Linked DNA regions of Homo sapiens: region 2 is linked to region 1. A link is a contact called in ENCODE Hi-C or POLR2A ChIA-PET data. All regions are on one chromosome and are shown on one strand. Each heading gives the region's core, a stretch centred on a gene start or an enhancer-like site at or near the end of the contact. The rest is flanking DNA. Distances are from core to core; before and after follow the strand shown.

The links. A loop is a pair of places that touch in the nucleus more often than their neighbours do. ChIA-PET counts read pairs that join two places held with the same protein, here RNA polymerase II (POLR2A). Pooled maps may share reads with other maps.
Region 2: a loop to region 1 is called in a pooled map, with 7 times the contacts of the local background. The contact joins the promoter of RIC8B here to the promoter of C12orf75-AS1 in region 1. A Hi-C loop is called at or near these places in 1 of 37 single-sample maps with no recorded cell type and 5 of 50 pooled maps. POLR2A ChIA-PET finds 5 or more read pairs at or near these places in 1 of 52 experiments (HEK293).

Annotation. Positions count from the first base shown.
Region 1 is chr12:105,323,282-105,330,092 of GRCh38, reverse strand. It overlaps C12orf75-AS1 (C12orf75 antisense RNA 1), which reads left to right and starts at 3,076. Exons shown (of 3, transcript NR_131986.1): 1 at 3,076-3,189. RefSeq lists an enhancer at 2,710-2,759.
Region 2 is chr12:106,771,619-106,778,429 of GRCh38, reverse strand. It overlaps RIC8B (RIC8 guanine nucleotide exchange factor B), which reads right to left and starts at 3,748. Exons shown (of 10, transcript NM_001330145.2): 1 at 3,601-3,748. The coding sequence starts at 3,684. LOC100287944 (a long non-coding RNA gene) reads left to right here and starts at 3,599. Exons shown (of 4, transcript NR_040246.1): 1 at 3,599-3,740. RefSeq lists enhancers at 3,228-3,277, 4,048-4,599 and a silencer at 3,608-3,837.

The DNA of each region.
Region 1 (6,811 bases), core at 1,827-4,326:
CGTTACTGCAGTCAGACTGTCTGAGTTAAAGTCTTCGTTCTGCCCCGTGATAGCTGCGTGACCTCAGGAAAGTAACTTAACCCATTGGGTACATCCCTTGTTTCACCTATAAAATGACAGTAACTCAGGTACATATAAAGTACCTAACAAAGTTCCCTATCTTTAGTAAATATCAGCTATTATCATTATTATTATTAACTCTAATAGAAATGAATACAAATTCCTTAAAGGGAAAGACTATCTGATTTTTCATAGCGTCCTCCTGGCTTGTAATACAGACTCACTAAATGTTTTGTGAGGTGACTTCAAGCCAGGAATTAAAGCTCCATTTTAAATTCACTTAATATTTGTAGGGAGCCTAGCCTGTGCCAAGTCCTTTGTTAAGTTCCGGGGATACAAATATGTGGGAGACAGTCTAACCAGGCAGATAGATTAAAATAAATTAATTACAATATAGAAGGAATGTTAACAGAGGAATACAGGTGCCATAGAGTCCCAGAGGATGCTGGGATGCTAGTTAAAAGACTTGCCTAAGGCCAGGCATGGTAGCTTACACCTGTAAACTAGCACTTTGGGAGGCTGACACGGGCGGATCACGAGGTCAGGAGTTCGAGACCAGCCTAACATGGTGAAACCCTGTCTCTACTAAAAATACAAAGATTAATTGGGTGTGGTGGCATACACCTGTAATCCCAGCTACTTAAGAGGCTGAGGCAAGAGAATCACTTGAACCTGAGAGGTGGAGGTTGCAGTGGGCCGAGATAGCACCACTGCACTCAAGCCTGGGTGACAAAGCGAGATTCTGTCTCAAAAAAACAAAACAAAACAAAAAAAAAACAGACTTCCCTGAAACCATACTGTTGTGTTTACATAAAAATAAAAATATGAACCAGAATCAAGGACTTGGCAGGTTTTTGAACATGGCCTTTGAGGCAATGGTGCGTTCTATCATTCAGGATGCAAAATATACAGCATTCTCCATTTGAAAATTAGCTGTGGTAGCCATGTGCTGAGAGGATAATTAATTCTTGGATAAATAAAGGCATTTTTTAGTTGACTTCTAGAAGTACTGCTTCTCTACCAGCCTGTGCTGTCTTGGTTCAGTGTCCATCCTAATACATAGCCAGAACTGGGGAAAAGGGAACTATCAAGTAGCCGAAAGATATTCTCCTGCTTATTTCTGTGCTGACACTAGACTCCAGCCTTAGGACACTTGTAAGAGACAGAAAATGGACCTTGACACCTAGAAACTGGCCTAGAAGCTGTGACACTCAACAGCTGGGCCTTTGCATTCTCCTGTTAAACACAGTTGCATAGAACACCAATATCACACAAGGCCACTCTATAAACTATGAAATGAGACAAAAAACAAGGTGACTCGGTAATCTTGTCTAAGTGCTGACAAAAACAAGGTCATTGTGCAAACCCCCAAAACACCAAACATCTCCCCATCCTGCCTGATAGGATTGTCTGCTGCTGCTTTACCAGTTATGGTTTTAGCCCTGTTCTTGTCTTCCTGCCTAGAGATGAGGTTCATTAAGAATCTCTAATCATAGAATTGTCCCTGCTTCCTGACAATATCCAATGTAGAAAAAAAAAAAAGTTCTGCTTCCTTAAATCCCAACCAAAATCACCTATTATGAACCTAAATCCTGTAGGTTCTTTTCTAACACTCACTTACTGAGATATCTCATGGTTCCTCGTAGTGTGCATTCTGCCCTATAATGTTATAGATTATGTGATCTATCCATTATTTCAACAAGCACTATTGAGTATCACCTTAAGAGCTCCAGCCATGAGGACTTACCTGTTGGGTACAATGTACACTATTTGGGTGATGGTTACACTAAAAGCCCAGACTTCACCACCACCCAATACATCCGTGTAACAAAAATGCACTTGTACCCCCAATCTGTTTTTAAAGTGCCAGCCACTCTTCTAAATGTTTGAGAGACAGCAGTGAACAAGAGAGAGAGGAAAAATCAAGTGGGAGGAGATACATCAAAGCAAATACAATCAGATAATTTTAGATACAAGTGCGATGGGAAAAAATAAGTCACTGGAATAGGAGACTAGGAGTAGAGGGAGAGGTGCTATTCTAGATATAAGGTTGGTGCAAAAGTAATCACAGTTTTTGCTATTACTTTTAATGGCAAAAACTGCGATTACTTTTGCACTAACCTAATAGAATGGTCACAGAAGGCCCTCTGAAGAAAGGATATTTTTGTGAGGTGTGGTTGATGTAAAGAAATCAGACATTGGCCGGGTGCGGTGGCTCACACCTGTAATCCCAGCACTTTCAGAGGCCGAGGAGGGCAGATCACAAGGTCAGGAAATCGAGACCATCCTGGCTAACACGGTGAAACCCCATCTCTACTAAAAATACAAAAAATTAGCCAGGCGTGGTGGCGGGCACCTGTAGTCCCAGCTACTCAGGAAGCTGAGGCCGGAGAATGGCATGAACCTGGCAGGCGGAGCTTGCAGTGAGCCAAGATCACACCACTGCACTCCAGCCTGGGTGACAGAGCGAGACTCTTGTCTCAAAAAAAAAAAAAAGAAAAAAAAAAAAAAAGAAATCAGACATGGGAAGATCCAAGGAAAGAGGATTCCAGGCAAAGAGAATGACAAGAACAGGAGCCCTGAGGCAGGAACGTGCTAGGTGTGTTTCATAAATAAGAGGGAATTTTAAAAAAAAGCCAGAATTCAAAGGCCCATCTGTGGAGTAGAGATGGGGAGGGTGCGGATTTCAGAGAGGGGGTCAGAACATACACCGTGGAAAGGAGTTAAAATTTTATTCAAAGGGCAAGCAAGGTCATTTGGTGAGACAGAGTATGAAAAGTTCCTAGTAAAATGTCAGGCATATAGTAAGTACCCAATAAATGTTAGTCCTCTTCCTAATGTGGAATGAAATAGCAAGTCTATGTCCCCTTTTTCCTTTTTAGGAATTTTATTTTATTTTATAGACAACAGTTGATTGCATGTGGATGTTTTTAAAAACAATGAGTCAAAAGAAAATCATTAACACATGCCTCATTTCCTGAGTGGTCAATTTCAGCTTCTTTCCCTGTGTCAGTTAGATCACACCACTTAGCTGTCATTTTCATTCTTCCAAACAGAACTGATCTGGCATGAAGGAGAGAGAAGAGGTGTATGAGTGAAATTCATCTGACAAGAAAAAGAAAGCAAGAGGTAGGAGAATATAAACCTGAGTAAGTCTAAGTTTTCATGATTTTTCTTCCCATGAAGGGCTCCCCACAAAAAGTCTGGCAGCCTAGATTTTCTTTTTGCTTTTCTCTTTTTCCCTCTTGACATGCTGCAGGATGGCTGCCTCAGCACCCGGTAGCAACTTCATACATAACCATACCCACCAACAGAAAAGAGAAAAGAGGCTCTTCCCCACACTGTGTCACTTTTTTTTTTTTTTTTTTTTTGAAATGGAGTTTCGCTCTTGTTACCCAGGCAGGTTGGAGTGCGGTGGTGGGATCTCGGCTCACTACAACCTCTGCCTCCTGGTTTCAAGTGATTCTCCTGCCTCAGCCTCTCCAGTAGCTGGGATTACAGGTATGCACCACCACGCCCAGCTAATTTTGTATTTTTAGTAGTGATGGGGTTTCACCATGTTGGCCAGGGTGGTCTCGAACTCCTAGCCTCAGGTGATCCACTTGCCTCGGCCTCCCAAAGTGTTGGGATTACAGGCGTCAGCCATTGCGCCAGCCTGTGTCACTTTTAAATCCAGGTGGCACCCAGAACACTTCCTCTCCCATTGCATTAGCCAAGATTTCATTGGCCTTTTCTTGATCCAATTACTGGAAATTGGTTATAATTGGCTCTAGTAAGTTACAGTTTACCCTTGAGTCATGATGGAAGTGCAGGATAGACACCTGAAAAAATTGGGGCTCTGCTGGCAAGAAAAGGAGGGTAATGAATAACTGTTTAATCATTAGTTGTATATCAAAAGTTGTCAGAATCGAAGTGGAGTCACTTTATTAAAGCCCTGACAAATAGAGGCTGGGAAGGCCATGAAGGAAATGTTCCCACGTACATATGGCTGATTACAAAAACAACCAGAAAAGGATGCAAAACTCACAATCTTTTTTTTTTTTTTTTTGAGATGGAGTTTCACTCTTCTCACCCAGGCTGGAGTGCAATGGCGCGATCTCACCTCACTGCAACCTCTGCCTCCTGGGTTCAAGAGATTCTCCTGCCTCAGCCTCCTGAGTAGCTGGGATCACAGGCATGTGCCACCACGCCCAGCTAATTTTTGTATTTTTAGTAGAGACAGGGTTTCGCCATGTTGTTCAGGCTGGTCTCCAACTCCTGACCTCAGGTGATCTGCCCACCTTAGCCTCCCAAAGTGCTGGGATTACAGGCATGAGCCACTGCACCCGGCCAAAACTCACAATCTTGCACAAAGGGTACTGCACCCTTATACAAAAAAAAATTTTTTCTGCAAAGACATCTGCCCAGCAACTGCCTGTCGAACCTGACTGGCATAACCCTTGTTATTGATCCTTGTAGCCAAGGACAATTATCTCAAAACAATTATGTAATCCTCCTTATTTATTCTTTAAAAACCATTATCTTCCTTTACTTCCCCGAATACACCCACCATATTCCATTGCAATGCTTACTCCCAAATAAATATTATTTTCTTTTAGAGAACTTCTCTTCCCATTATTTAGGGTTTTTCAGTAGTGATAAAAATTACAAATGTGCCCCAATATCCAGTTCTCCTTTGGGTTAGACTGCCCTAACCCTTTGAAGATGGGCATGGACATGTGACTAGTTTTGGCCAATGAAATGTGATTAAAGGTTAAATATGACTTTGAGATTCTGGACTGCTAGGAGTTAGGAGGTAGGAATGCAAGAGGTTTATTGGGGGTGATGCCTGAAAGATACAGGGAGCGTGGAGTGGGAGGGGATCAGGAGTAGGCAGGGAAAGCCTTCAGACTGCATTGCACATCTGACACCCTTGAGGGGGAAATACAAAGACAGGTAAATTCGGAGTGAGCAGAAAGAAGCTTAGACTGTGGAGCAGCTCTGAGAAAGTCTTGGCCAAGGCCAGTGGGAATCTCAAAGGCAGATTGCCTGGAGGGGAGTCCCATGTTGGGCAGACATGACTAGGCCGTAGTAATTCCACCAGGCTGTGAGCTACCCAGAGCTCAGCTTCAACACAGCAGCAGATTCCAAAGGTGCTAACAGCTGGAGGCTGTCAGCCAACTTCACTCCTCACAACAGAGCATCTTCAAGGGTGGTAGACAAGAAGTACTTGATTACAAGAGTAATAAAGATTCTGCAGGCCAGAGGCCATGGCTCATGCCTGTAATCTCAGCACTCTGGGAGGCCAAGGCTGGGAGACCATTTGAAGACAGGAGTTCAAAATCAGCCTGGCCAACATGGTAAAACCCCATTTCTACTAAAAATACAAAAATTAGCCAGGCATGGTGGCGCATGCCCGTAGTCCCAGCTACTTGGGAGGCTGAGGCAGGAGACTAGCTTGAACCCAGGAGGTGGAGGTTGCAGTGAGCCAAGATCATGCCACTGCAGTCTAGCCTGGGCTACAGAGTAAGACTCTATACACCCACCCCAAAAAAAGATTCTACAGTAAGCTAGATTCTAGATTCTCCAGCTGCAATGACCCCAGAAGCACATGTGGAGGTGTTGGCTCCTCCGTCAGCCTGCACCCCTGAGTCACTGCGTGGCATGGGGTGGAGGACCTCACCCACACCCACACTGAACCTGCAACATGAATGAGAAAGAAATATTTGTGATCTGTAAGCCACCTGAGATGTTAGGGTTGTGTTATCATAACATACCATATTTTAGCACAGCACTGTATAGCATAGCACAGCATAGTATAGCATAGTACAGCATAGCATAGCATAGCACATTATAGCATAGCATAGCACATTATAGCATAGCATAGCATAGCATAGCACATTATAGCATAGCATAGCACATTATAGCATAGCATAGCATAGCACAGTTGCAGCAACTAACTGTGTCTGCTACAGTATACATTTCCAAATATATGGGCCTACAATTGATAATAGTGTTTTCTTGTGGTGATTGTAATCCCTTTTATATCTGTGGATGTGCCTCCTTTTGCCTTCCCGTAGTGTTTATTTGCACTTTTTCCTTCTTGATTAGTCTTGCTATAGATTTGTTCATTTTGCTGGAGTTTTCAGAGTCCACTTTCTTTTTTAACCATTTCTTTCTTTTTCTGTTTTGTTTTCAATTTCATTTATTTCCAGTCCTTCCTTTTCCTGTTGTCTTCTTTCTAATTTCTTTGGATTTACCCTGATATTATTTTTTACAACTCCTTGAGTTAAATACCAAATTCATTTAAGCCTTCTTTTTTCTTCCGAATATTGCTTAAATTGCATCCAGATGGTTTGGATATTTATTATTGTCATTGTCCTTCAATTTTAAATTCCTTATAATTTTCATTGCCTATTAACCCATGAATTATCTAGAACTTTTAAGTTTCCAAGTAATTTATTTTTCAAATGTGTTAATAGTTTTACTCTTGATTTTTAAGTTGTCTTGGAGAGAGTTATCATTATGAAAGTGATTCTTTGAAATGCATTGGGACTTCCATTGTCATTCTCCTGGTGTTTAATATTTGAAGATGTTTCAAAACCCTTTCTTATAGCATATGCTACTTATTCAGTCCATAAATTACATATTTTTACAGACAGCATTGAATATATGTATTTGTATCTGTCTGATTAGACTGGTAGTTCCTTGATAGTAGAGATAGTGTCCTGCAATTTCCTTGCTGCACTAAATAGCACATAAAAGTTCTCTG
Region 2 (6,811 bases), core at 2,499-4,998, 1.4 Mb before region 1:
AACTTGCCTATGCTGAGACCTATGCTGTGTCATGCCCTTGACAAACAGACAAGTTTCATTCTTTCTGGGATAGATACATATTTCCTCTCTCCAAGATAACAAAGGTCAGTGAATGAAGCAAGAAGGCTTGGAAATGAGAATCTATATAACACAGTAGAAATTAGATGTTTCCCGGAGCCCGACAGGTATCTCTAAAAGCGGTACAAGGTACAATTTTGCTACCCATTAGAAAAAGAAGGGGAAGAATGGAGCATATTCCCAAATTTTAATATCGTGCTATCCCAACTCATGCCACGTTTAATTTTTTTGTTCAAAGCTAACAGTTATGGGGTGCCTCCTCAGTGGCAGGCACTGTTCTGTGTGCTTTACACATGTAACTCATTTAATCCTGACAACAAATCTATGATATAGTTACTATTATTATCTCCATTTGGCAGATGAGGAAACTAAGCCACAGCAAAGTTAAGTAACTCGTTTAGGGTCACACAAGCCATTAAGTTGAGGATCATAGCCAGGCTGGCTACAGAACCTGTGCTCCGGCCACACCTCTTAGGTACCCTGGTCATTATAACTGTAACTTACTGAGTGCTTCCTAGGTGCATTGTGCCCAGTGTTGGCATTATATTTCATTTAATGTAATCCTCACAATAATTTAAGAGAATGGTGATATTATCCCTATTTTACAGGTAAGGCAACTGAGACTCACAGGCTTAATATAATTTATCCATAGTCATAAAGCTAATAAATGGCAGAGTTGGGATTTGAACCAAGTTTATCTGATGTCAAATCCCACCACCTTTCTACTACACTTGACTGCCTCCTTTCAAGGACTAGCTTTATTAGAGGTATAAGGTAGCATAAAGAACCTCTCCACTACTCTCCCAAATAACGAACCGGTCTCTCTCTCTCTACAGCATTCATTTCTCTCTGTTGGACTCCTCAATGCCCTATAATCACCTCATAATCCAAACATTTCTCAAATCCATTTTTCCAGATAAGGAAACTGAAGTATATGGTACCCAACTATTTTTTTTCAGGGTTCTAAATTCCATATACCATAGAGCTGGGCAATTTAATTCCACCTCCCCATTCTTACTGCCTGAACCACTATGATCATACATTCACTTCCTATTCATCTGCTCTCAAAATCTCTCCCTTTGAGGGGCAAAACCTCACTGCAATATGATGTTCAGCCATTTTCTTTGTATTATAATCAGCCCTACTATACTGGCCCTACTACAGTCAGTATTAAATATGAGAGCTTTCTCGCCAGGCACAGTACCTTACACCTATAATCGCAGTACTTTGGGAGGCCAAGGTGAGAGGACTGCTTGAGCCCAGCAGTTTGAGAGCAGCCTGGGCAACACAGTGAGACCCCATCTCTACAAAAAATGAATTTAAAAAGTTAGCCCAGTGCTGTTGCACGCACCTGTAGTCTCAGCTACTTGGGAGGGTCGGTGGGGGGGAGGAGATGGAGGCTGCAGTGAGCCGTGATTGCACCAGTGCACTCCAGCCTGGGTGACAGATACAGACCCTGTCTCCAAAAAAGAAGGGAGCGCTTTCTTCTGAAAGAGCTAACTGACCCAGTTCACATCTAGTCAGAGCACTCTCAGGCTTGATCCCAAAATTACAAGGGTTTGGGAATCTTTTGAAACACTTCAGATACCACCTTAAGCAAGACACACCATGCAAAACAACCTTAAAAACATTCCCAATACAAAAGGGGAGCTGGAGATGTTCAGGATTTAAGCTCTGACAGCACCTGGCCAGGAGTGGTAAGTAGATACCAATCTGGAGGGAGACCAATGAGAAGAGATAAATTGGAGGAAGCAAATCTGGAGTCTAATTAGTTTAGCCATAAAGGGAAGGAGAAATATTAAAGAACGTGATTATATCCAGTTGAAGGTTTTTCCTCCTTCCTCCCCTACAGAAACAAATTCCTATTTATTGCTGGGTATCTGGCATATAGTAAGTGCTAAATAAACATTAGTTGATTCAACAAATGGCCAAGTTCTCTTTGCATTTCTTGCTTCTGAAAATCAGTTTGAAGCTGCCTTATATCTTTTCTGGAAAGCAGTAATAAATCGGGTTAAATCATAATCTCCACAATATGTACAACTATGCATTGAATGAGTTATTCCTAAATTAGGCAGACATGTTCAACAATAAAGTGTATCAGAAAGTGAAGGAGCTAAGATATGAATAGATAGAACCTATGAATCTTCCCAAGGAAAGCAACACAGTACGGCAGAAAGAGCGCTCGCTGGACTTGGAGTTGGACAACGTAAATTCAAATCTCAGCTCTATCTCTCAGTGGCTGTGTGGACTTGGGACCACATTATCATTCTAAATTTTATCATTTGTGAATTGGGGAATACCATCACTCTCCTCCCAGGGTTGTTGGGAAGATTAAACGGGAATTCAGCCACCAGTATGCCATTTCTGCCCCGGGTGGAAAAGATTCAAAAATAAGACACCAATTGTCAGTAATACAAAGTGGATGGATGCAGTGGTGGACACAAAGCAAACACTGAAGGGGAGACGATGTACGGGGGCAAAAGAAAGAAAAACATTAACAGCTAGGTTGTGACTTGGTGTTGGGTGTGTTTTCACAGAAGGGAGTCGCCAGTCATTCCTATAAAGCAGTCTTCTAAACCAAAGGATAAAGGTGTGGTAGGCTATCTTTTGAAGTGAGCATGTAAAATTCCTGGAAGGAAAAGTAATGAAGAGCTAACGGTTCTTGGAAAGAGGTTCTGAGAAGTGACTGGGATTTATAACAAGATACTCTTTTACGCAGAGTTGTGAAGTGGAAAGAACTAAACTGGAATACCAGCTCCAAGTATGACCTTGGGCAAGTTACTTAACCAATCTAGAGTCTCAATTGCAAAATGCAGATAATACCTCACAGGATTGCTGTAAGATTAAATAAGATAATGGATAGGAAAGCTGTTAATGCGATACAAATAACAGGTATCATTAGGAGTTACATTCTCCACCCACTTACAACATTATATGTCCATGACCTTGGGCGTGATTTCAGCTCTTTGCACCTCGGTTTCCTCATCTATAAAATGGGGAGGATGATACCATCTACCCTATAAACACTCTGAGGATCAAAGGAGACCATAGATGAGACATCAATGCCTTGAAAACCGTACAGTGCTAAACGTATAGAAACTGCCATCGTTGCTGATACATTTGATGCATGTCAAGGGCCGTGTTTATGCAGGGAAGCACGTATTTTTATGCTATACAGGTGAGGAAGCCTCTCATGCATTTATGCATCCAGGAGTGGGGCACGGGGCACAGATGCACATCTACGGATTCCGGGGGTGTGACTTGCACGCTTGAGAGGAGGACCGGAGGTCAAGCTGCTGGGCCAGGAATCAGAGGAGTGGGCGCTACAGTGGGGGTAGTGGGATGCAGGATGCATGGATGGAAAAGGCTGGGGGCACAAACACGCATGCCCAAGCCGGAAACGTTTTCGGGGGAGAGCAATGCGCATCCCCGGAATGAGGGGGGTGGGGAAGGATGCGATGTGCAAGCACGGAGGGCGGCCCGGGGGTGCGATACCGCACGCCCGGGGCCAGGACTCTTTACCTTGTCGCTGTAATCCCTCAGGACCCGCTCGATAGCCCCTGCTTCGCCGGCCCGGACGATGTAGAGGGCGCGCTCCTCATCCATGGCCGCAGGTGCGGGGGAGCCGCGGCCGCTCTGCGCGCCCAAGCCGCTGCCTCCAGGTAAACGCCTCGCGCCCCCGCTCGCTCCTTCCCAGCTTCCTTCCTTCCCTCTTTCCCTCCCTCCGTCCTGCCTCCAACCCGCCAGCCTCCGCCCGGGCCGGCCCGACGTCACCGCCCCTCAACTTTCACCCCGCGACGTCACCGCTCCCCCAGCAACCGGCGCCTCACGGCCGCCCCTGACAAGGCCCAGGACTCGGTCGAGGCCTGGCTAGCGGACCGAGGCGGAGTCAGGCCCAAGGCCCTGCTTGCTCTCCTGCCTCTCCCTCCCTCGGAGAACTGTCCAGTCTTTTAAGGGGGCTTTCACAGACTGAACCGTTCTTCTTTCCTGACCCTCCTCTATGAATCATTCTCAAAGGACTAGAGCAACCCGGCTCTTCCCCGCCCATCTATGAACCAGCCGCTAAATGGACTGCAATTCCCTGCATGCAATGGGGCTATCCCGCTCTTCCATCTAATTTACTGGCGTGCCGAATGGCATGCTGGGATTGGTAGTCATCCAGCCGGAAAGAATTCCCGCCAAGGGCATGCTGGGAACTGTGGTACCGCGAGGGCCGGAAACGGGAGTCTGGCGGCCGCCTGAGGCCAGCGGCGGGGAGACCGTTAGAGGGAGGGTCTAAGCGTCTGCTTCGGTTTTGTTCGTTATGTCGCTGACTGTCCTGCTTCAGTCTCGGCTGGCTGGGCTGGCTGGACTGGCCGACGGTCGCGGAAACTGCCATCCCTTGGTGGGAACTGTCAAGCACGGTTTAATTCCCTTTTCTCATTTAGCGGTTTCGGTCTCGGGAATTCCTTCCACCCTTATTTGCGTTCTTGTTATGTACTCAGCTACAGTAATGTGGGAAATAATTGAAGGCAGTTATCTGGATAAAAGAGGACTCGGCGATTTTCTGCCTTAATACTAATCTCTAGCATGCATCTCGTGCCACCGGGGCTCCAGACTCTCTTAGGTAATTTCCCTATATCCTCTAATTCTCCCAACACAAATTTTTGTGGAAATAAAAAGGAACCCGAATAGTTTCAGTAATTTATCCTAAGTCACACGGCCAGAGAATGGGAAAGTCGAGGTTTGAAACCAGGCCTTTCCCCCCGAAGCGGCCGCTCTACGACCTCCGGGAACTGTAATAATACCGATACAGTAGCGGTGGTGGTGATGACAAAGATTCCCATTGCCCCGGTGGTAATTACGTGTCAGGCACTCTGTTAATACTTCACCTGTGTTAGCTCAATCAATTTCATACACATTCATTCAACAAATATTTGAGAGCCTGTGCTGTGCCCAGGTGCTGTTAAATGCAGTGTGGATACAGTGGGCCCAAAGTAAAGTCCCTGCCTTCATGGAGCTTCCATTCTAGTGAGCACCCATATGAGTTATTCTCATTTTAAGATGAGGAAACTGAGTCTTGGAGAGGTTAGTTGGTTAATTTATCAAAATTGCAGATTTTTGGAAACTGAATTTGAACTCAGAGCCTGTGCTCTTTCTGCTCTCCCAAGCTTTTTTTTGATGGAAAGTGGATGAATTCTCCAAGTAATTTCAAGTTTTCCATTCCAAGCAGCCTTTACCCATAATCATCCTTGATGTCTCCCCTACCAGTCTCTCCCTCTTGAGCTGTGCTGAAGAGGAACTAGAGGGGGCAAAAGTTTATTTATCTAATGATTGAATTTCTTCTATGCTGTGGTAGATATTCTGCTAGATACTGGGAATTCGGAAATAAGAACGAACATGGGACCTGAGTTTATGGAGCTTTTGGTCTTTCTGTATATTATACTTTCCATGCAGCAAACATTTATTGAGCATATTTGAGTCAGGCATTGGGGTAGGTGCTCTGTAATAAATTAAGTCAGAAAGATTTTAATCCATCTCTCCAAAAAGCACATTTTAGTAAGGTCATGGAATAGTTAGCTAATTTTCTAAGCTAATAGTAACATCTTGCAATTGTTTTTAACAGTTTACAGAACTTTTTAATACTTCTAATCTCAATGGATCATTGGGGAAGGTATTGTTCCCACTTTATAGATAAGAAAACAGGGTCAGATGAGTTAAGTAACAAGAACTGGGACAAAAACTGAGAGCTGTTAACAAAGTATTTGGGTGCCTGCTCTGTGTCCAGTACAGAATTAAGTGCTTTGGGGGTATCCATATATTTATTTTTGGAGCAAGGGTCTCCCAGAGACGATATTAAACGAGCACAAAGTATCTTATTTCCGTAGAGATGTTTCTCTTTAGAATTCTTTTAGAAGGTCTCTGACATTTCAGACACATGTCTTTGAAATGTCTGTTTGCCAGAAATAGGCTATGTTTTTAGTCTCCAACTCTGTACTTCTAAAAAGAGATTTAAAAAATGTAAAACGAGATGAATTAATGACTTGGGAAGTTGTACTTTAGTAATTTTAATTAAATGTTCATATTCTGATTTTGTAACTCAAAGGGATCTTTGACTCTAATTCAAGTCATCTTTTGACCACTGACGAGACTCTGGTTCCAGAAAAATTAAGTGGCTTGTCCAAGGTCAATAGCAGACTCTGGGAATGGAGCCTAGACTAGCTGAGTCCTAGGTCACTACATCACTTTACCTCCTTGAATATTAGTTACGGGATACTTTCAGGGACTAGAGACTCTAGTCCTGTTCTGACTTCACTTCCTGGTGATGCTTGAGTGGCATGATAGCAAGGAATTAATATTTAGAGCCTTGGTAATCAAAGCAACAAATATTTTTTCACAAGTCGTTGCTCTTACAAACAGTAATATAGTAATCCTATATATATCTATGGATAGAGATTTTAAATTCTTAAAATATCTCCACATAGATTATTTGATTTAATCCTTACTATAGCTGAAATTGCAAGATCAATAAGAGGCACTATTTTCTTTTTTACAGAGAAAAGGGAAGTTCAGAGTATTGATTAGCTGGCTCATAAGCAAGGAAGTTTGCTAATAAGTGGTATAGTTAAGGGCTAGAAGCACCCTGGGCTCTGATAACATAAAATATTATGGACTTTCAGGTTAGGGCCAATGAAAAAGCCTGCAAATAGATACTAGTCATTTATTTTGGACTTTGATATATCCTGCTGTGGCA